3 separate regions of the Homo sapiens genome follow, and regions 1 and 2 are each linked to region 3. Evidence: chromatin loops called from intact Hi-C (ENCODE). Cell type or tissue: IMR-90. All regions are shown on one strand.

Region 1 (8,000 bases), 1.7 Mb after region 3:
AACAGTTTGGAGGGCTTAGAAGAAGACAGGAAAATGTGAGAAAGTTTGGAACCTCCTAGGGACTTGCTGAATGGCTTTGACAAAAATGCTGATAGTGATAAGAACAATAAGGTCCAGGTTGAGGTAGTCTCAGATGGAGATGAGGAACTTGCTGGGGACTGGAGCAAAGGTGACTCTTGTGTTTTAGCAAAGAGACTGGTGGCATTTTGCCCCTGCCTCAGAGATTTGTGGAACTTTGAACTTGAGAGAGATGATTTAGGGTATCTGGCAGAAGAAATTTCTTTCTTTTCTTTTTTTTTTTTTAAGACAGAGTCTTGCTCTGTCACCCGGGCTGCAGTGCAATGGTGCAATCTCAGCTCACTGCAACCTCCACCTCCCAGGTTCAAGCAATTCTCTTGCCTCAGCATCCCAAGTAGCTGGGATTACAGGAGCCTGCCACCACACTGAGCTAATTTTTGTATTTTTAGTAGAGATGGGGTTTCACCATGTTGGCCAGGCTGGCCTCGAACCCCTGACCCCAGGTGATCCTTGGCCTCCCAAAGTGCTGGGATTATAAGCGTAAGCCACTGCGTCTGGCCTGGCAGAAGAAATTGCTAAGTAGCAAAGCATTCAAAAGGTGACTTAGGTGCTATTAAAAGCATTCCATTTTAAAAGGGAAATAGCATAAAAGTTCAGAAATTTGCAGCCTGATTAAACAGTAGAAAAGAAAAACCCATTTTCTGAGGAGAAATTTAAGCCAGCTGCAGAAATTTGCATAAGTAGTAAGGAGCCTAATGTTAATCCCCAAGACCATGGGGAAAACTTCTCCAGGGCATGTCCTAGCTCTCATCCTTCTGTCTCCCCACACAGAGCTTTCACGGCAGCAGATTCTAGAAAAGGGAGAGAGAAATCAGACAGGGTGCTAGTGCCTTAGTCGGCTTCAGGCTGCTATAACAGATTGCTACAGACTGGGTAAATTATATAGAACAGAAATTTACTTCTCACAGTTCTGGAGGCTGGGAAGTCCAAGATCAAAGGGCTGGCATCTGGTGTTTGGCAAGGACTTTCTCGCTTCATCCTCTGAAGGGAGAAACACTGTGACCTCACATGGCAGAAGAGTGGAAGAATACAAGGGATAAGCTCTTTCACACAGGCCCCTTTATATATAAACAGCATTAATTCATTCCCAAAGGCAGAGCCCTTATGATGTAAACATCTCCCAAAAGCTCCACCTCCCAACACTATTGCATTGGATATTACATTTCTAACACAAGAATCCTGGGGGACATATTCAGGCCATAACAACGAGATAAGTAGAAATTTCTCCCTCTGGCTCCTCTGGGTTGGGGAGTTAGGGCAGGGTGAGGGAACATGCTGGGGAAATGAGATTGGGACATTCATGCTCATGGATGGACCACAGGCTGAGTTTTCCACTGGATGTAAGAGTCACCTTCTCAGATATTATGGAGAATTTACTTTGTGTGCCTGCACCAAATCACATAGGCCAGAGGAGAATGCTGAATGTTAGAGAAAATTATTGAACAGGGCCAGGTTTAAACTCAAGGTGAAGGGAATCTAAATAGGAAGGGTAAGACCTGGCAATGTAGTTATGACCACCTCCATAATTATTAACCCCCAATCCTTGGTTCCAGACTTTTAATCCAAAAGGAGAAGCATCTATTGGGCATGCCTTCTTGTGTGCCAAGTAATGCATTGTCTACACTTGAAAGGGGATGGGATGTTGGACTTTAAAATCAGTTAAAAAGCCTATTTCAAATGCAGATTCTGGCCTCCAGAGATTTCAGTAAGAAAGGGACAAGGAATCTGATTTTTCATTTAAGAAGCAGACCAGGGCCGGGCGGGGAAGCTCATGCCTGTAATCCCAGCACTTTGGGAGGCCAAGGCGGGTGGATAACGAGGTCAGGAGATGGAGACTATCCTGGCTAACACGGTGAAACCCCGTCTCTACTAAAAATACAAAAAATTAGCCAGGCGTGGTGGCGGGCACCTGTAGTCCCAGCTACTCTGGAGGCTGAGGCAGGAGAATGGCGTGAACCAGGGAGGTGGAGCTTGCAGTGAGCGGAGATGGCGCCACTGCACTCCAGCCTGGGCGACAGAGCAAGACTCCATGTCAAAAAAAAAAAACAAAAAAAAAAAACAAGAGGCAGCCCCGAAGATTCTGAAGCAGGTGATCTCTTAGCCACTCTTTGACAAGCACAGATTTAATGTCTCCTAGACCAAACAGGCAGACACAGCAGAATGAAGCTCTCCAGCTCAACTGCAGGGTGGATGTGCCTAGTCTGTCTTGTCCCTCTTCCTTGCCAAGGTGGCCCTTTACAGCTGCCCTGTTCAATACAGATGAGCCACAGGAACTATTGAGCATTTGAAACGTGGCTAGTCCAAAGTGAGATGTGCTGCAAATGTAGCACAGACATGGAATTGTGAAGATTTGGCAAAATCAAAAAATGTCAAAGGCGTCATTAATAATTGTTGATGTTACATACTGAGATGACAATATGTTGGATTTATAGGTTTAAATAAAGTATAAACTTGATTTCACTTTTTAAAAACTTTTTAAAGTAAGGCTACCAGAAAATTTAAAATTACATTTGTGGCTTTAATTTGTGACTTGCATTATATCTCCATTGGGCTGCCCAGGTCTAGTCAATCCCTGCCACAGAACACGGAGCAACACCTCCATCCTGTCCCCAGACCTACTGCTCTTAATCACTGAGGCCCCTTTGGAACTCTAATAACTATAATTTGTGGTTCCTTGTGTGCCAGAATTGCACTAAAAACCTTATCCATGTTCTCTCATTTAATGTTCACAATCGCCCTCATGAAACAGCCATTTCAATCTCTGGTTCTCAGATACACTGCTCCCAGTACTGACCTCTTCTGAAGCTTTTCTGGTGCTGTATTGAAAACCTCCTCCTCTCTGTAAGTCCTCCAGCCACCTCTGAGCTGCTGGAGATCAGACCCATTTGTATTTTAATTCTCACTTCCTAGCACATGGCGCTCTGGGACGCAGACAGATTAAGTGACTTATCCACCCTCTGGGTCACAGGGCACCAGGATTTGAATATGATCTGTCTGCAAAGTCCACGCTTTTTTTGTGTGTTTTTGAAAATCACTTTATTGAGGAATGACACGTAAAAAGCAGTATGCTTTTCAACCATCACATATGCCAGCTCCCAGGTGGGCTGCTGTGGGAGCAGGGAAGGGTGCAGGGAGGAGAGCCCACTTCTCTTTCCCTGTGATTATTTTTCCTGCACGGGGTTGTATGGCCAAAAAGTGCGCAAATAGATTGGTAAACACTAAAGCTGGTCCTCGTTACTGACAGGTGAAAAGAACATGTGTAAGACCCAAAACACCTAGGAAGGACATTTGTAAGGTGACTAAGCCTGAGCTCCGCCTGTCTCTTTGGAAGCAGCCAAGGTACAGTAAATGCTCTTGAACACCAGGGGGCAGTGTGTGACTGCCGTTTCTCATTCCGCTCCCTACAGAGCCTCAAAGCAGTTTTTCCCAGTAAAGCTGATCTCTGCTACATGGGTCCTAACTCTGAGCCTCTGTCACCTCTGTCAACAAGACTTTCCTTGAGTGACAAAAACTGAACTTAAGTAATGTAAGTGCCCACAACAGCTGAAGTCTGAGCAATTCTTAGCGGCAGGAAGATGTTTCTCTTGCTGCCTGAACTACTCCTAGAATGGTAGAGCATCAAAGAACCATAGCTCCTTAAGCATCTCTGGGCAAGAGGTGCCTGACCCCTATCCCTGATGGCACTGAGTCCTGTCTGGGACACTCTATTACATTTCTTTTCTGTCTTTCTCCTTCCTTTCACCTACAAGTAAATCTTTTCTGTTTTAAGAAATCAGTCAAGGCATCAGCAATGAACTCTGGGTATGAGACGCCCACTCATAGGAGCTCAAAATCCCCAAGCTCCTGGGTATTTTCACATGGATGGGATGCTCTCCTCACCCTCAGTGTGCCCCAGCCGCGGCTCCCCACCCTCGGCCCCTCCCCTTGTGGGTTCCCTTCTCAATGCCCTGCACCTGGGAGCCTCCCTCTCACCCAGACTTTGCCATGACCTTGTTCTGCTCACTCTCTTCTCCTTTCCCTGCCTCTGGCTATTCCCTGTCACCCACTGACTCCGTGGAAGAGGACTCCCTCCCAGCTGAGTGTGTGACCCCAGGGCCCACTCTGCTTTCCGCTGGAGGCAGCCAGTGAGTGGTAGACGCATGGGATCTGCCTTCACACAGTCCAGGCTCTGTCACTGACCAGGCAGATAGCCTTGGACACCTGCCTGAACCTCTCTTCCCTTCCGCCCTTCAGATCCCTCATTTCCTCATTTTGGAGCCTCCTCTGGGGCACACGCTAAGACCTCTGGGCACATGGTCATCGCTATGACCAGCCCTGGCCCTCTCCTTTTGGGGGGCAATCAGTTACATGCTTCTTTTGGCACAGAGTTCATCTATATCCATGTTTGAAGTGATTGCCCGGACATGAATATAAGGGTCACTGCCTAACTCGCTGCAATAGTTAAAGGGAGTAACGAGAAGGGGGCCCTGCTGAGTGGTCTGGAGTGGGGTAAAATGAAAGGCAAACACACCGCCCTTGATGATTTAGACTCCTCTACAAGAGAGACTAATCTACTACATAGACTAGGACACATTCCACAGATGAGGAAACAGAGGCTCATAGAAAGTTCAACAACTGGCCGGGCGTGGTGGCTCACGCCGGTAATCCTAGCACTTTGGGAGCCTGAAGCAGGCGAATCACTTGAGGTCAGAAGTTTGAGACCAGCCTGGCCAACATGGTGAAACCCCATCTCTACTAAAACTACAAAAAAGTAGCTGGGCTTGGTGGGGGGCGCCTGTAATCCCAGCTACTCTGGAGGCTGAGGCAGGAGAATTGCTTGAGCCGGGGAGACGGAGGTTGCAGCGAGCGGAGATCGTGCCATTGCACACCAGCCTGGGGGACATAAGTGAGACTCTGTCAAAAAAAAAAAATTCAAAAGTTCAACAACTTGTGCAGAGCCACTTGCTACCCGAGGACCCGTGACTCAAGCACATCGGTGTGGTTTAAAGTCCACCCTGTGGCTCCTCTCACGCTCCTCCTACCTCCGGGTCAAGGGGCGCTGATGTAAGGCATTCCGCTTGTGCCTTTCAAAATAAACAACTGCTTTCAAAAGACAAACGGAATTATACATAGACTAGGACAGTTGAAAAAATGCTAGATTCTGTCCCCGCAGGGAAGTGGCCGACCCGATGTGTGGAGGGGCTGGGAGCTGCCATGCCCCGCACAACCCGGCGCACCCTGCGGGCTTCACGCGTGGGCTTCACGCGTGGGACTCGCAGGCTCAGTCTGCAGGGGCGCTGCTGTCACCGCACCCGCCTCCCCAGCTCAGGCAGCCCAGGACTCCCTCTGGCTTATATGTAGTAAAAAACAAAGGCAGTGTCTGGTTCAGATCCAAGAAAGCCACAGCAGTGGCCACAGAGATGTTTCTCCAAGTCTCATATTGATGAATCCCAAGCATATTTGAACTGTTTAATACCCCCATCTCCAAAGATGCTCTTTTTTAGCTAGTGTCCAATCCCTATATTACAGTTCCTAAACAAGAAACATTCCCCGTGCTGAATCCGCGTGGTTCTTTCCTCTTCAGCGCAGAGAACGGAGGTGGAGATGGGCTCCGGTGCTCCCGCTGAACAGGGACGGTGCGCAGTCATTCCCCGCCTGCACCACGCGGTGGCAGCAGCAGCATGGGCTGAAGGGGCTGTTGGACGCGTTTGCAGCTCCGCCCGCTGAGAAGCCACTATTAAATGCCCTGCAAACTGGGCATTAATCCCCAGGCCCTCCACAAGTGTGGTGAGGGGAGTGTGGAGGGAGGGAAGGAGGGCAGTGGACAGTCAAGTCTTGGAGATTGTGCCTGATGGCTGAGTGTTCTGGAATAGGCCTGTCCTTTCTCTCATTGACAGGGGGAGCTAGAGCTGGCAGGAGAGGGCCAGGAATTTTTCTCTTGCTGACACTTTGCAACAGGTCTGGCCTTTGGACCCAGAACCCCATAAGACCAGGCCTGTTCTTTTGCCTATGAGACTTCCTCGTTCACAGAAGCTATGACTTCTAGACCAGGCATCGTTGACTTCTGGCCTCCTCCCTCTTCTTCTAAAATTTTCTCCAAAAAGCACACCCACTGGCCCCCCTGGTGTGTCCCCTCCAGCTCTGGTCCTCCAGGGCAAAGCCCAGACTCCTTCATGGGGTGTTTGGGGCCTATGCACCTTCACCCCGAGTTTTCACTCCTGCCAGTGCCTTATGTACATCCTGTCAACCTCCTTCCTGACCCTCATCTACAGAGGTCCACTCTCCCACCTCATACTGTCTCTTGTACCTTCCTCTCCACCTCTTCCTCTTCTGAAAGGGCCCCTCCTTAGTCAGTGTTTAACTCATGTTCTTGGAACCCTTCCCTGATGTCTGAACTGTTAATTATAACCTGTGCCACTTCCCTGGTGCCTGCAAACACTGCAAGACTTAACTCATCTCCTGCTCACAATGATTCAGTCATCTGGACAGATGAGGACACTGAGGCACAGATACATAAACTTGCCTGAGGTCCCAGAGCTAAGGAAGAGGCAATCTTAAATTGTCATCTCTGAGTAAACTCACATATTCTCTGCCTTGGAACTCAGAGACTGGGATTTTGCCACTATGTTTCTCTGTGACTGATTATGACCCAAACAATGTCATAACATCTTTTTTTTTGAAACATAGTCTCACTCCGTCACTCAGGCTGGAGTTCAGTGGCACAATCTCAGCTCACTGCAACCTCTGCCTCCCGGGTCCAAGCGATTCTCCTGCCTCAGCCTCCTGAGTAGTTGAGATTACAGGTGCACCACCACGCCCGGCTAATTTTTATATTTTTAGTAGAGACGCAGTTTCACCATGTTGGCTAGGCTGGTCTCGTACTCCTAACCTCATGTGATCTTCCTATCTCAGCCTCTCAAAGTGCTCAGATTTACAGGTGTGCACAACCACTCTCAGCCAATGTTTGTATTTTTAGTACAGATGGGGTTTTACCATGTTGGCCAGGCTGGTTTCAAACTCCTGAGCTCAGGTGATCCACCCTCCTCGGCATCCCAAAGTGCTGGGATTAGAGGCTTGAGCCACTGTGCCTAACCCCAAACAGGGTCACACATCTTGATTCGCAAAACAAGGAATGTGGAGAAGTGGTGAGGGTTGGGATCCCTGTTCTTGCACTTGCTAGCTGAGTGATTTCAGAAAGGTAACACACACACTTTCTCTTTCTCTCTCTCTCCATTTTTAAAGTGGTGGTAATACTAGTAAGACTATTATGAGAATAGAGATTAGAGATATAATATAAATGTGTTCAGTTTACAGTTGAGTCTGTGAGTGCAGTATCCAGAAGTATTCCATAAAATGGAATACTCCTATAGCCAGGAACTCAGCATCAGTCACTGTAAATGCAAATACATGCAGCCGTACCCGGATGGCTCTGCGGTTTCTTTTCTTTTTCTTTTCTTTTTTTTTTTTTTTCTGAGATGGAGTCTCACTCTGTCACTCAGGCTGGAGTGCAGTGGCAAGATCTCAGCTCACTGCAAACTCTGCCTCCTGGGTTCACGCCATTCTCCTGCCTCAGCCTCCTGAGTAGCTGGGACTACAGGCGCCTGCCACCACGCCCTGCTAATTTTTTGTATTTTTAGTAGAGACGGCATTTCACTGTGTTGGCCAGGAGGGTCTCCATCTCCTGACCTCATGATCCACACGCCTCGGCCTCCCAAAGGCTCTGTGAGGTTTCTAAATAAACACTGTAACTCAGAAATATGTGTTTGGAGGTATTAAACTGCAGAGAATTGAAGGATGAAAACTTACCAAGAAATATTAGCTAGGGCCCTTTCTTTGACAATGTATCCCACATGAGGTTAAATCCCATAGCTGTGACCCACAAGGGGGCCCAAGAAGCCCCAACTCTCATTTCCAGAGAACACTCTCCTTCTGCAGACCCCATT
Region 2 (8,000 bases), 820 kb after region 3:
CTTTGCATGGAATCCGAGTCCTTTCATGTTTTGGGGGCACACACATCAGGTCCTGTGCATTGTGTCTGGGAGGAGAATGAAACCAGAGGCTAGAGTGATGCTCTGTACCCTGTGCATTTCCTAGGAATGCATGTGGATTTGCCATGACACCACCTCCAATGCTTTTCTGATCCCCTTTGTAACCTGTGTCATTGCAGAACAAATACCAGGATTACTGTGGTGATCTGTGTGACTGCACCCACTGCCACGTCTGCCTGACAGCCCTCCACCCACACCCAAAGCCTCTGCTGCTGTCTTCCTTCCCAACCACATCACTGTGACTTTCTGGGAAAGGCCACCTTTGGCTCAATCCAGTGGACAAGTCCCAATCCTAACCTTCCTCGACACCTAAACTGACACAGTTTCCCACTCACACCTACAGCCCCATCTGTCCTTGGTGTACATGGCTTTGCCTGCCTCTCTGATGATTCACTGTCCTGTTCAGCAGTGACCTCTCCTGTCTGCTCCAGACTCTTCTACAACTGCTGCCTGGATATAGATCCTTAGAATTCGCAGAATCAAATCACACTTAATTTGTCCCAATCTTAATTCATTCTTTTTCTGCCCCATGCCTGCTCCTTGCAGTGAATTTTGTATCTTAGTGGACATTAGTGCCATCTTCCTAGTCACCTGGTTGGATACCAGGGAGTGAACCGAGGCCACAAACTTCCTATTTCCCCAAATCCAGGAAGCCAGCAAGTCTTGCAAACTGACTTTTGAATATGTCTTGACTCGACTCTTTTCCCACAATAATGGTCTTGTTCAGGCCATTATCATCTCACTCTTGCACGATGGCAGTAGTGTCTTTTGTGGCAATTCTTATCCTCTGTCCTTCTCTCTTTTAAAACCATCCTCACCGTGGTCCTGATGTGTAGTCATATCAGGGCTACATGTGGTCTTTAGGTCAAAAGATGTTTTGGTCAAGATCCTAAAAAATGTTAGATAATTCAAGACAAAGCATGGCCACAACATAGAATCTGGATACCGGCGTATCTTTGTGAGTGTGGGTGGGTGAGTGTGCATATAGGCACACATTAACCCACATATGCCCTACCTCAACCACACAGGATTTACAGTGTCGGTTTGCAAGTTTTTTAGAAGCATGTGTTATTTTTTTCTGGGAGGGGAGGTTACGCTATAGTAGAAATTGAGGAAATCAGACAGGCAGTTACATGGAAATTAAATTAAAATTAAATTACATTAAATTAAAACGTAAGCTCCTTTAAGACAGCTGCTCATGATCTCTTGTTATGCCTCGCAACACTTAGCAAAATACCTTGTTTAATGTGATCGGGTTCAGACCCAGGAAAGAGGCAACTTGCATTAATCAAAAGCAGATGAGGGCAGTTGAGCCTTTGCAGGTTAAAATATGCCAGTCTTTGACGAGAAAATGGAGTGGATTTCAGAAGCAAAATATTTGTGTGTGATGAGTTGGAGTTTGGGAGGTTTTTATTTTTGGGCTTTTTTTTTTAATGGAAAAAAAGAAGTCCAAAGAAGCCAAAAAGACGCTAATGGATGAAATGCTTTGCACATATGGGATGGAAAATTGTGCTCGGCTAAGTCAAAAAGCAGCTCCTGAAGAACGTAATGTGGCTGCGGCTTCACAGGTGCCTGACCCGCTGCCCTGCGACAGTGCTGCTCTGTGTGTTTGGCCCTGCTCCTCCACTCCAGCCGGCAAAGGGGGAAGAATGGATTCAGTCAGGCAGAAACTTCTAGAACCGCTTCGAATTGCTGCTTGTGCCAAAGAAGATCTCCTCCTTCTCACCCTTTTATCCACACACAGGAGCATTGAAGAACTAAACAGCTCTCATCTCAACTTCCTCCCAACCTCACTCTTGGCTCGTCCTCCTCTGAGGAGCAGCTGTTTTTCAGCTGATGTTTAAGCTCACACACTCTAAGTTAAATTACTCCATTTCTTAAAAAAAAAAAAAAACAAAAAAAAACGGAGCTCCTTTTTCCCAGTTTGCTTTAATTCCCCCTAAATATCATTCCTACAGGGGTGCCTCACTTTACACATTTTTAACTCTCCTCCAGAACATATGGTTTATACACAGCAGTATAAATCCAATATTTGCAAATTGAATCAGGATTGAAATTCACCAAGAAAGGATACCATTTAAAGAAACCATGTGGGGAATTCTTTTTTTCTCTTTTACATTTCTTTTCTTTCTTTTTATTCCCCTTGAAGCCAAGAATCCTTTGATAATGCAAATGATTGATTCTTTTCACTCTTTTTTTCGAAACATTAGATGTACATTGGAATTTCTCAACAAGAGACAAGCACTTGTTTCCAGGCAAGCAGTTACTCATAGGCAGGGGAACTAGCTTTGTGTGTCTCTCCTCATTTTCCCAGCTTGTTATTACTCTTTAAAGAATGGTGACTATGCAGGAACGTAATATTTAATACAAGTAGTAGAGTTCATATGTCCAAAAGAATGCCATCCCCTCCAAGTCATCATGTTGGGACCACCTAGAAGTCTGGCACTGTACTTTTGGCATTGTTTTTTGTTCTAGCTTGGGAAGGACCCTAGGAGGACAGTGTAGTGAGCCTGTAGACACAGCATGCCAGTTCCAGGGACAGCTGTGGTCCTATTGTGTGCTCAGAACCTGGTCGTCAGAAAAGTTGGTCTTCAGCATCCCCATCCTCCTATTCATTGGCCTTGAACTTCTCCGTGGAAATCTGTTTCCCTCAGCCCCTTGTCTCTACCTTTCCTCTTTCCTCATAGGATCAGTAGCCAACTTTAAATAGCACCACTTGTAAGCTAGGCACAGTTCCCACCACTTTACATATATCAACTCATCTCATCTGCACAAAACTCCTTGCAGTAGGTGCATGGTCATCATCTCCATCTGGCACAACAGAAGGCTCAGGCGCAGAGAGGTGCAGGCCACATAATGAATGGCAGAGCTTGGATTACAAGGTTTAATCACGCCCTCACAGGGTTTCTGGCCTGGGCTCGGGAAGGAGCCATATCTGACTTCACACCTGATGGTGAGCCACATCAGCATGTCAGTGTGCTTCCACATTCTTCTGCAATAGCGACAGCTCATGTTTATTTCACGCGTAGTAGATATGAGGCCTTTTGCTAAGTGGTTTGCTGTCTTACTTTATCCTTACAGCACTCCTTACATCCTCTCAATTATCCCCACTTATAAGTTAAGAAGCTGGGTTATATAACTCACACAAGGCAACAGAACTATCTAGTTGGTGGCAAGGGGGTTCACCTGCAAACGTTCTCTACCACCATAGGTATAGTTAAGCTGAACATGAAGAGTAATTTGAGGGCCAGGTGTGGTGGCTCACGCCTGTAATCCCAACACTTTGGGAGGCCAAGGCAGGCAGATCACTTGAGGTCAGGAGTTTGAGACCAGCCTGGCCAACATGGTGAAACCCCGTCTCTACTAAATATACAAAAATTAGCTGGGTGGGATGGCACATGCCTGTAATCCTAACTACTCGGGAGGTTGAGCCAGGAGAATCACTTCAACTCAGGAGGCAGAGGTTGCAGTGAGCCGAGATTGCACCATTGCACTCCAGCCTGGGTGACAGAGTGAGACTCCATCTCAAAAAAAGAAAATAAAAAAAAGAATAAATCGGACCTCCATTAACGAAATTTCAGAATAGTGGGATGAATAAAAGGTTTTTAGGGACAGGGTTAGAAGTCGCTGATATTTTATCATGCAAATCTGACCCTTCTTACTGGATCCACTCTCGCTCCCTACAACTCATATACACACATATGAGCACACACGTATGCCCATCCTTGTACAGGCACACACATGCATGCACCCATGTACACACTCCCATGCCCATGCACACACACCGAAGAAGCTGGTTCATAAGACAGAAGTTCTCACCACAAAGAAATGATAAATGCGTGAGGTGATGAATAAGCTAAATATACTGATTGGATCATTATAAACATATGGGTGTATCAAAACATCAAATTGTACCCCTTAAATATGTACAATTACAATGAGTCAATGAAAAAAAATGCAACACTCTTTAGTAAGTTAGAATAAGCTGAATAAAATCCCATGCCGGTTAAAACCTTTTTCCTCCAGGAGGGGGGTGTCCTGCTGACTTCCTTGTCAGGAGGCTACTTCAACTGAGCCTCCAAACAGCCTGCTCTTAGTAATTATTTTGGTATGGATTTGTTTGGGTTATGTCCTTACTGACAGACTTACCAAGGCTTCCCATTCTTTATAAGAACACATCTTAACTTCTTAGTTTATCACTGGGGTCTTTTTCAATCTGTTCCAAACTTAACTTCCCTTCTTGCTCTATCATCTTCCTGCCACCATGCACCCTACACTTCTGTTTCCCTGGATGACTTAATTAATGTCGAATGTGTATTCCTTTGTCATTGTATTCCTTCATCACTTTGTCATGGCTGTTCCTTTGCCTTCCATATCTTCTCAGACTATTGAGCTCCTGTTCATTGATCGAGACTTGGCTGACGTGTGTTTCCTCTGTGAAGCCGCCCAATGGTTTGTCCAGATATTATTACATGGAAATTCTTCAAGGTAGTGGGGCAGCACACCAACAGCGCCTGTATTTCACTTATGTGTTCAGGGCCTGCAGTCAACACTTCATACCGATTAGCTCTTTCAGTCCTCTCCACAACCGTATAGCCTCATTTTATCCTTGAGGAAGCTGAGGCACAGACAGGTCATGGAACTTCCTCAAGACCATGCACATGGCAAGTAGCAGAGCCAAGAGCTGAAGCCAGGCAGACTGAGTTTTCCTCATCCTCTTTTTTTTTTTAAATGCTTACCCCAGCATGAAGTCTGGGGAGGGCAGGAAATGTTCTGTGTGGAGCCTTGCATTTGCTAGCGCCTCATACCAGGGGCTTCAGTGCATGCTTGTGACTGAAGGAAGATGTGCTGATGTTTCATACAGGCTTGTTCAATAATGGAAGGAAGTTTTTGAGATGAGGCCGATCATTCCAATTCCTGCCGCTTCAGGATGGTAGAGAAAAAAACAGAGAGGGAGACATGCTGTCCACAATGACTTGTGTCTGACATTTACCTTAAATCAAAGAATGCTGATGGAAGGAGTTATGAGGACTCTCTATCAAAACCTATCTAAGAGTCAGCCTGACCTTAAATGGAGTGTCTCCAAGCCTCATTGCTCAATTTCAGTGTGGACTTCACTCTCAAAGCCTAGCAGGAATTAAGTTTTTTGTCAGCTTTCCCACACACATGAGGCTCACTTTGGCATTTCCAGGTGGCCTGGGTCATAGCATAGCCTCCAAGCTTCACCGACCTGGGACTTCTTGGGAGGTTTTAGCCTGGGCTGTGCTGCATAGGTGTGCATTGTGTGAGGCTGAGGTGGTGGTGGGCGTGGAAGAGAGCTCATCAGTCTTCATTTCATGGCATAGAAATAATCAAGCCTGGATATTAATTTTGTGGTAATTGCTCCCCGCTTCGTGTTTACAGAGAGAGAGAAACAGCTGGGGCGGTTGACATCTGAAACAGGAGCCGCTGATCATTACTTGCGCAGCAGATGGGCTTGAGTTATGAATAAGCAGCAAATGTGAAAAAGAGATTCGCAGGGGTGAGCCAGGCTTGCTTCGTGCAAAACCGGTTAACCCTTCCTTGCTGTTTGCCACAGTTGCTGCGGGTTCAAGGTTTGGATTGCTGGGCTGCCTCTTTTTATGGTTAGAGACCTGGTACCACCAGATGTGACAGGGAATAAAGTAAAACTGGACTAAAAAAATGCATGAGAAAAGCCCGTGCATGTTTGATAAGTAAGCGTGAGATCGAAACACAACACAGACCCTGCTACCAATGAACGGCAATGCAGCCCCTCTGCCTGGATTTACTCTCCTAGCGTACGCATAAATCAACACCTCCAAAGTGGGTCGGCCTCAGGAGGAATAGGGAGTCCATCTGATGAGGATCCTGGACAGGATGTGATTTGAGAGGTGTCAGAAAGTTCCCATTTTCCACCAATACCTCCTCAACTAACTTCTCACCAATGTCTGCAATTTTATATTTAGGAGAGCGTTCCTTCATGTTACATAACTGAACAAAGCTCATCAAAATGCAATGTCCTTGAGAGGGGTGACATGTTGAGACTCATGAGTTTGTCAGATCCTTTCCAGACTTCATCTTTCGAAGCTCTCAGAGGGCAGCTCCCTGTGGAGTTGGACAAATGATGGGGGAGAGGTTAAGCTGAAGAGGGGCCCTGAGCATAGTGAATGCCTTGAGCATCTGGCTTAACCTGGCTCTGCCACTTACTAGCCATGTAACCTTGGGCCAAGGGCCAAGCCTTGACCTTGAGGCACATAGCCTAAGTTTTGGAATCCTCATTTTTAAAAAGTCAAAATAACAACAGGTACTGTGACTAGGTCATAGGAGTTAGTGCATATCAGACATGGCAAAGATTATGGGAACACCTTGATAGCTACAAAGCAATATACAAGTATAAAATAATAGTGGTGGGATGATCGTGCTTGGAGGGGTGGTGTAGGTCACAGCAGTTCTTGTGATAGGAGGCTTGGTACTTTTCAGAAACTACAAAATATATTGGTGTTGGGGGTATGCAGAAGCGCTTGGAGCCTCTTTGCAGCTCTAGTAACCAAAGCCTTTGTCACAGGAGGCATAATATGGCTAACCAGGAGTCGCTCCTAAGTTGCAGTTATCGAGGGGACTCCTACCAGCATTGCATGGAGCAGGGCATGGAATTTATATTTCTGCTTAATATTGAGGGATATTCTGACCTAACCCAAGAGGCAGAATTAGGTCTTTCCATAACCACAGCAGGCAGAGAACACAAATCAGGAATATCAGAGGTAACCTGGAACCCAACAAAAAGAGGAAGAACTCGGGAGGAAATGGGAGAGAATGCCCAGGGACCCAGGCAGAACAGGCAATCAGTATCTCCAGATGGGACTGGCGGGAAGCACAGCCTCATTAGCAATTCCTGATAAAGACCGATCTTAAAATTAACTTTGAGACACTTTATCAGCAGGAGAGATGAGGGAAAGCCCTGCTATAAGAAAATGAGGTCATGGGGTAGATCTACTGGTGTTCAGAACACCAGTAGAGCTGGAGGAATATGAGCTTAACTTGACGGATATCACAACACTAGCTTACTCCCAGTCTATGAGTTCCCAACAACTCCTAAACGTGGAAGAACTGCAAATTTATATTAAAGCCACTTTTAAAAAAATTGCTGATTTATGGTATGTATTAATTTGTATTGACTTGTATCTTAAAATATCATTCTCCATCCATTTTTAACAAATCCTCTTCTTTTACCTTCCTAAGGTCTCCTGTTAAGGAACACTTACAAGGTATGTTTACAGGTAGACGTATTCACCTGGTGGGTTGAATGAACTATTATAACCAAGATGTTGATATCTAGTGTGGTCAGAAGCTCATATAATAGATTATTGTTTCAGCTGGGCTGGCAACTTGGTTTGCTCCACAAGATAAAGCTTACAACCTGAATTTTTCTGCCCATTTCAGCTCCAAAGCTCATCATTTTCATCTCAAACCATCATTTGATGGCATTTCCCTTAAAATGTCACTAATGTGGTTTAGCTATGTCCCCACACAAATCTCATCTTGGATTGTAGTTCCCATAATCCCCACATGTTGGGGGAGGAAGCCAGTGGGAGGTAATTGAATCATGGGGGCAGTTACCCCCATACTTATTTTCTGATGATAGTGAGTGAGTTCTCATGAGATCTGATGGTTTTATAGGGGGCTTCCCCCAACTACTTACCCTGCACTTGTCTTTCCTGCTGCCATGTGAAGAAGGACCTGTTTGCTTTCCCTTCTGCCATGATTGTAAGTTTCCTGAGGCCTCCCCAGCCCTGTGGAACTGTGAGTCAATTAAACCTCTTTCCTTTATAAATTACCCAGTATCGGGTATTTCTTCATAGCAGCATGAGAACAGACTAATACAGTTACTTTTGTTGACTCCTGGTGTGGTATATATGTATGTA
Region 3 (8,000 bases):
TATTTATTTTTGAGATGGAGTTTCGCTTTTGTTGCCCAGGCTGGAGTGCAATGGCACCATCTCGGCTCACTGCAATCTCCGCCTCCTGGGTTCAAGCGATTCTCCTGCCTCAGCCTCCCAAATAGCTGGGATTACAGGCATGCGCTACCATGCCTGGCTAATTTTGTATTTTTAGTAGAGATGGGGTTTCACCATGTTGGTCAGTCTGTTTTGGAAGTCCTGACCTCAAGTGATCCATCCCGCCTCCACCTCCCAAGGTGCTGGGATTACAGGTGTGAGCCACTGCACCTGGTCTTTCTTTCTTTCCTTTTTTGTCATTATTCCTTAATATCATTAAATATACAGTTGTTTTTCAGATTTTTCCCAATTCTCTCTCTCTTTTGTTTAGTTGGTAATTTGAATTGGGATCCGAATAAAGTAATCATAGTAGTTGAGTTATATATTTCTTAAGACTTTAAATTTATAGTTCCTTCTCAGTCTTTTTTCTTGAAATTTGTTTAAAAAACCAGTTAATTTATTCTGTTGTGTTTTTTGATTTTGCTGAATTCCTGTGATGTTAATTTTTTTTTGTTCTTTATAAACTGATCTATAACTTGTTCAGGTTTGTGTGTGTGTGTGTGTGTTTTTGTTGTTTTGTTTTTTTGGCCAAAAATACTTCATAGAAGGTGGTGTGCAGTTCCACTAAGAGGCATATAATGGCTGGGCATTACTTTCTCTGTGATGTTGGCAGGCATTGATGATGATTTCCCAGATCTGTGAATTTATTAGGAATTACAAAATGTGCTATTCTAGTTCTATCATTCCTTCTTCATATATTAGTTGGGAAACTTTTGTAAGGGGACTCTTTCTCTGATCAGTTATTTGATTACCCTGAGGTATAGGCAGGAGAGATGCACATTCCCTTTATTTACCAATTGCCATAATAATGAATTTTCCCCTAGGCTTTACCAGTGATGGCTATTTTTTTTTTGTAATATCATTATGAACCCACAATATTGAGCATATTTGATGTGCTTCAATTTATTGCAATTATTATCCTTCTTGATGCTCACATTCTCAGGCCAGTAAAGGCCTTTCCGGGTTGGCTTCTGCGTCTTTTTGACATGACCAATAATTTTTGATAGCTTCCTTGATTTCTGGTAAAACAAGATATTCCAGGAACATTTTGTACCTTTCCTGCCCCATCCTGGAATCAGCCATTTCTTCAAGGACTGTTAGTTCCTCTTAGTGGGAAGTGGTATTTACATACTACTGTCTGATAGTAGGAATCTCAGTGATACTGGGTTAGTCTTTGATTCTAGGCCTTTTTAGTGGATGGATAAGAAAATAAATATTAAAAAAGAATATGCGCTGGGTGCGGTGGCTCACGCCTGTAATCCCAGCAGTTTGGGAGGCCAAGGCGGGTGGATCACCTGAGGTCAGGAATTCAAGACCAGCCTGGCCAACATGGTGAAACCCTGTCTCTACTAAAAATACAAACATTAACCGGGCATGGTGGCATGCGCCTATAGTCCCAGCTACTCGGGAGACTGAGGCAGGAGAATGGCTTCAACCCAGCAGGTGGAGGTTGCAGTGAGCCGAGATTGCTTCACTGAACTCCAGTCTGGGCAATAGAGTGAGACCCCGTCTCAAAAAAAAAAAAGTCCTGGTGCGGTGGCTTACACCTGTAATCTCAGCACTTTGGGAGGCTGAGGCAAGTGGATCACGAGGTCAGGAGATATCAAGACCATCCTGGCCAACATGGTGAAACCTCATCTCTACTAAAAATACAAAAATTAGCTGGGCTTGGTGGTTGCGTGCCTGTAGTCCCAGCTACTCGGGAGGCTGAGGCAGGAGAATCACTTGAACCTGGGAGTTGGAAGCTGCAGTGAGCCGAGATCGTGCAACTGCACTCCAGCCTGGTCACAGATCAAGACTCTGTCTCAAAAAAAAAAAAAAAAAAAGCATCAGGAGTTTATACCTCCTATCATTTTAATTCAGAAACATCCTACACTAGAAAATGAGTAGAGAAATAAACAGAATCCAGGTATGTATGTACATTTTGAAGAATTACATTACTTACTATGAAACATTTTATTGCATTTTATTCTCCTTTGAGGTAAACAGTCTATTGTTGGAGTTTCTGTAGTTGCTTAGAATATTAATCTTAACCTTCTAGCTAATAACAATGGTATTACTTTTAAATATACACTGTTTTTGAACTCATTACCAGGATAGGTCTTAGTCCTCTTTGAAACCTGCTTCTTTCTTGTCTCTAGTAACCTATCATTGACCAGGTCTGTATCTTAAAGAGTGCTAGGTTTGAGCTGTCCTTGAACTGACAAACAATGGAGATGAGGATCACAAGTGAAATGGCATGTATAGAGGCCCAGAGGAATTAAAGAGTTTGCATGTCTGAAGAACGGCTATTCTAAGTATGCATGTCACGTGGTGGCCAGAGATAAGATATAGGTAGTGAGTGGGGGCTAGGTCACAAACAATTCAGTATGTCATGCTAAGGAACTGTTATTTTTATCCTACAGGCAATTTCGTAAGAATTTCAATAAGGAAATGTCTTGATTAGAATTACAAATTCGAAAGGCTTTTGTAGCCACATGAAGAATAAACTGAGACAGGGGAAGTGGTAAGCAGGCTATCGCAGGACATGAGAGGCTGGATGGATTTGGGAATTACTTGGCAGGTCAAATAATTAGGAATTAGTGATCTATTGGATATAGGCAGGAAGTAAAAGAATAGAGTCCAGGATGGCCCTTAGGTTTCCTTCAGTTTGAATTAGTGAATGTAGAAGGAGCAGTCTGGGTTGGTGGCATATGAATGTGACTTAAGTGGGATAACTTCTTCTTAGGGGTTGTCAGCTTGCATTCCCTTGGACTTTCTGGTGGAGATGTCCATACATGCATAAATATATATAAACATCTTTTTATTTAAGGACCCAGACTTGGGTTCAAATCTAAGCTCTGTTACTTCCTATTTGTGTGACCTTGAGTAGGTTAGTTAACCTTTCCATGTCTCAGTTATAGTTGTAAAAAGGGGATAATTCATAGAGTTGTTATATGAATTAAACAAATAATTGACAAAAGTCTAACAGAGTGTCTAATACACAATAACTTGATAAATGTTGTCATTGTTATTCTAGATACGGGAATTTCCAGTATCTTGTTTAGAAGGGATGAGATTCATTAGAGAGATGAGAATGAGAAGAGAGAGGACCAAATATGGACTGTTGGGGAATGCCAACAGTTGAACCTCAGAAACTCAGTTGCCAGGAGTCCTCTACCCTCAATAGGTTATTTCAGACATCACTGGAGGGAGCAGAGGTTTATCTCTGTCCTATAGCCGGTTGTAACAAGTGTTGTTTTTATTCCCAGACTTATATATTCACATTCACTCATTTATTAAACATGCTTTTGCTAAGTTACTGGTAGACGTAATTCTAGGTGCTAAAGATATTGCAGAGAACAGTCACCTTGGTCACAGGCCTCAGGGTACTAACATTCTAGAGGAGAGAGATATCCATCAAAAATATAAAAGTATCCACTAGTGATAAGTACTTTAGAGAGAATGAAAATATCATAAAATGCTAGAGAATTCCTAGGAGTCTATGTTAGATTGGGTGGTAGAGAAAGCTTCTCTGAGGAGGATGTAGTAGCAAGCCATGTGAAGATTGGAGAGAAATACATCCTAGGTTGTGCAAAGGCCCCACCTTGGGAATAAGCTGTGGAGAACACTAAAAACAATATCAGGGCCCAAGATAGGGCATTGGGAAAACAGACGAGCTGAGGCCAAAGAGTAGGTAGTAACCAAGCCATGTGGGGCCCTCTAAGCCAGGATAAAGAGTGGAGGTTTATTTTAAGTGACTTGGAAAGCCCTTAAAAAGCTTTAGGCAGGAAAGTAGTGTACTGATTTACCTTTTCAAAAGGTCACTGTATGGTTGAGCGTGGTGGCTTATGCCTGTAATCCTATTACTTTGGGAAGCTGAGGTGGGAGGATTGCTTGAGCCCAGGAGTTGAAGACTAGTCTGGACAACAAAGCAACACCACATCTCTACAAACAATTTTAAAAATTAGCTGGATGTGGTGGTGCATGCCTGTGGTCACAGTTACTTGGGAGGCTGAGGCAGGTGGATTGCTTCAACCCAGGAGTTTGAGGCTTCAGTGAGCTAAGATCACACCACTACCCTCCAGCCTGGGTAATAGAACAAGATCCTGTCTCAATCAATCAATCAGTCAATCACTGTGATCACAAGAGTCAAAAATGAGGTAGGGAGAGCAGAAACAGGTGGCTAATGGAATAGTCTAGATGAGAGATACTTTATTTTGTTCTCTTTTTTCCTTTTATTATCAAGTGAAAGCCTCATCCTGAGTCTCTTGGTTGCTTGGAAGCCTCAAAGCTGTCCTTGAACAGATCCCTGTCGGGAGAGTTGTTTTGATAATTGAGGTTCTCCAGGCCTAGAGCAGTGATGACCTACTGAAGGTCGTTAACCTGACTCTTAACCCAGGGCAACAGGGGTTAATGAGTGGGGTTCTAAGAGTATGAGCATGTATTCAATTACTTTCTTCTGAGGAGAGTTCATAGCTTCTTACCAGTTTGTCAAAGGGACCTGTGACCTCCAAAAGTATAACCATTAACAAGACAGTGTGTTGAGCACTGATGGGAGAGAGGGAAAACACAAAGTCAGACATAATTAAGAAGAAAAATGGGGTAGGCAGGCCAGATCATATGGCACTCAGGGAAAATATTAAGAGATAATAAATCTTTTCCCCTTAGCTTCCTCCCTGTACGTTTTTACCAACGTCTAGAAATTCACGTTTTGCTTTCAGTGTCCATAAATGCCACAAGATGGCGAGGTTGCTCCTTAAAATGAATGTGAATTACCAAGTGGAAGAGAGGGAGAAAGAGAAAGAAAATGTGTGTTGGGTATTCCTCTCTGATTTTCCATAACTTCCCTGATTTTTCTTAGCTCTTTACTTGAATATAAAGTAGAATCGATATGCATACATTTTTCCTCTTTAATTTAGATTTTAATCATAGTTGTTTTTGGAATTGTAAAGCTAAAAATAAAATTTAAAGGAACTATCTGGATCCCAGGCTTAACATTTTTTCTACCTCTTCATTAAATTATTAATGAATAATTTCATTCTGCACATCACCAACAGAGTAATCTTAGTAAAATACCATTTTGATGTTCATTCTCTGCTTTAAAATTTTATTTATTTATTCTCATAAAATTTATTCATAGTACTGGTAGTCAGTATTTAAATAGTTACAAGTATAAGGTGAAAATGTGGAATAATTTTTGACTCCTATTATGGAATATATATGTTTATTATTATTATTATTATTATTTTTGAGATGGAGTCTTGCCCTGTCGCCCAGGCTGGAGTGCAATGGCACGATCTCAGCTCACTGCAAGCTCTGCCTCCCGGGTTCAAGCAATTCTCCTGCCTCAGCCTCCCAAGTAGCTGGGATTACAGGCATGCGCCACCATGCCTGGCTAATTTTTTGTATCTTTAGTAGAGACAGGGTTACACCATGTTGGACAGGCTTGTCTTGAGCTCCTGACCTAGTGATCCACCCACCCCGGCCTCCCAAAGTGCTGGGATTACAGGCGAGAGCCACGTTTATTATTATTATTGTCAGCTTCTTCGCTATTATGAACAAGTGCAAGATTCCACGTACAAAATATCTTAATTTTTATGGTTTATTAAACAACATAATTTAAATGCTTAGATGTCTATTGTCATCATTTGACATACCTCAGGGTAGTTTTCTTTTTGTTATTCTCAACATTTTGTAGAAAAGGTAAGCTAATATATTATTTATACATTGATTAATGCATCTTTAGTAATTATGTATATTTAGCTCTTGATATAAAATTCATTTTGCTTGTGTTATCTAATCAAATTAAATCCTCATAAGAAATCTATGAGATAAATGTGAATATTGCCATTTTACAGATGAAGACATTGAGGCTTAGGAAGATTGAATGAATTGTCAAAGATTTAATAGTTGGCAGAACTATAATTTGAATCCAGATTTTTTTTAATCCTAAAACTCCCCTTTTTCCCTATACTTTACTGCTTCCAATGAGAGCAACTATTCCTTTTCTCTTTAATAGAAATACTTAGAAGTTGTAATTTAAAGTAATTAGGATATTTGTGTCTCTCCCTTGTTCTAAGCTGAACAAAAAGAGAATTTTTCCTGCAGGCCTTTATTTAGAAGAGTCCTTTTAGAGTTGCACTGATGGTGAGGGACCTGGGTTTGTCCCATTTGAGGGATTTGGGCTCCTGGCCAGAAGCACCTGATTTTCCGAACCTAGAGTTAACTGAAACTTAATTTCTTTTGTTGACTTCCTGCTGAGATAACAGGTGGTTCACAGTGCACAGGCCTTCCTGCCGATGGTGGCAGCTTCTTTCTGTTCCTGGAGACTTGTTTTGTGCTGGGGACTACCAGTGGTTTGAAAACCATTGCTTTGAAGGCTGGAATCCCGGGCCAGGGTGCCCTCTACAGCAGCACACTACCTGCCCTGGAACTCATTCTCTAAAACTTGGCGTTATTTCTGCACAGAGAATGTTGGCTTATAGTTTATTTCTCTTTATTTGCTTCATATCCCATTTTTGTTCTTCTAAAGACTGAGAAAGTAATAGTTAAGAATTTATACATTTTGTTATTGATATTGGGAGATAAAACTGTAATTTACCTGAATCAAGACGTTTGGGTTTTTCAGTATGGTTTTATGTGGCCGGGCGTGGTAGCTCATGCCCAATCTCAGCACTTCGGGAGACTGAGGCTGGTGGATCACTTGAGCTCAGAAGTTCAAAACCAGCCTGGGCAACATAGTGAAATCCCATCCCTACCCAAAATGCAAAAATTAGCTGGGTGTAGTGGTGTGTGCCTGTAGTCCCAGCTACTGGGGAGGCTGAGGGGGGAGAATTGCTGGAACACAGTCAGTCGAGGTTGCGGTGAGCCCCGACGGTGCCACTGCGCTCCGGTCTGGGTGACAGAGTGAGACCCAGTTTCAAAAAAAAGAAAAAAGAAAAAAAAAAGAAAAAGATAATGGTTTTATTTTTTCTTCATGTAACAGTTCTAATTGAAAGATAGGCATAGTGGAAATAAAATTGACCATGAATAATTATTGAAGTTGACCGATGGGTTTATTATATATTCTATCTATTTTTATTTGAAATTTTCCAAGATAAAACATAAGCAGAGACATGTTTTAACACCTTTTTTTAATCATCAATAATTATAATCTTGAATTATTTTAATTCCTTCATATTAAGTGATAATTTTATCTGTGGAGTTTGTTTTACATACTCTTATTTGTGACAAAGATCATTTCTGGTGGCGAATGCATCTGGGTAGATTAATTGGTGATTATCACTCACTTTTGTGGTTTTATTTATTTACTTTTTATAGATTGTTTTTGAAAAAAATTTTTGTTATTTTTATTTTTTGAGACAGACTCTCACTCTATTGCCCAGGCTGGAGTGCAGTGGCATGAACTTGGCTCACTGCAACCTCCACCTCCTGGGTTCAAGCGATTCTCCTGTCTTAGCCTCCCAAGTAGCTGGACTACGGGCATGCACCACCACGCCTGGCTAATTTTTGTAATTTCAGTAGAGACGGGGTTTCACCATGTTGGCCAGGCTGGTTTCAAACTCCTGACCTCAAGTGATCTGCCTGCATTGATCTCTCAAAGTGCTGGGATTATAGGCGTGAGCCACCGCATCCAGCCAAAAAATTATTTTTATATAAAATATTTTTGCACTCATTCATTCCTTCAATAAATGTTATTGAACACTGTTCTAGAGGCTGGGGATACAGCAGTGAACCAAACAGAAAAACATTCTGGAGTATACACTTTAGTAGGGAGGAGACAAAATAAATCTAACAAATAATGGTATTGTGTTTCTATTGTGATAAGTGCTGTGGCAACATATATAATGAGGGTGCTCTTTTACAAAAGGTTGAGGGAGAGTCTTCCAGGTGGCTGGAGA

The links. Hi-C counts contacts between places; a loop is a spot of excess contacts. Peaks named below come from ENCODE experiments on the same cell type or tissue, not always from the same donor. Only the 100,000 strongest peaks of a DNase experiment are listed, where the experiment ranks them.
Region 1: it touches region 3 in a loop (23-fold over the local background); 5 of 110 quality-filtered maps call a loop at or near these places.
Region 2: it touches region 3 in a loop (2.8-fold over the local background); 2 of 110 quality-filtered maps call a loop at or near these places.

What each region holds. Positions count from the first base shown.
Region 1 is chr7:41,937,500-41,945,499 of GRCh38, forward strand. No RefSeq gene overlaps it. Among named protein-coding and RNA genes, the nearest start is that of INHBA, 240 kb to the left of the region's middle. In IMR-90, CTCF peaks have their summits at 3,448 (motif pointing right) and 5,725; DNase peaks (open chromatin) are centred at 3,452, 5,092 and 5,692; H3K4me3 peaks cover 539 bases; H3K27ac peaks cover 1,194 bases.
Region 2 is chr7:41,049,946-41,057,945 of GRCh38, forward strand. No RefSeq gene overlaps it. Among named protein-coding and RNA genes, the nearest start is that of LINC01449, 48 kb to the right of the region's middle. RefSeq lists an enhancer at 4,346-4,640. In IMR-90, a CTCF peak has its summit at 4,093; a DNase peak (open chromatin) is centred at 4,096; H3K27ac peaks cover 153 bases.
Region 3 is chr7:40,227,889-40,235,888 of GRCh38, forward strand. All of the region lies in intron 6 of SUGCT (succinyl-CoA:glutarate-CoA transferase), which reads left to right. Among named protein-coding and RNA genes, the nearest start is that of SUGCT, 97 kb to the left of the region's middle. In IMR-90, a CTCF peak has its summit at 4,841 (motif pointing right); a DNase peak (open chromatin) is centred at 4,843.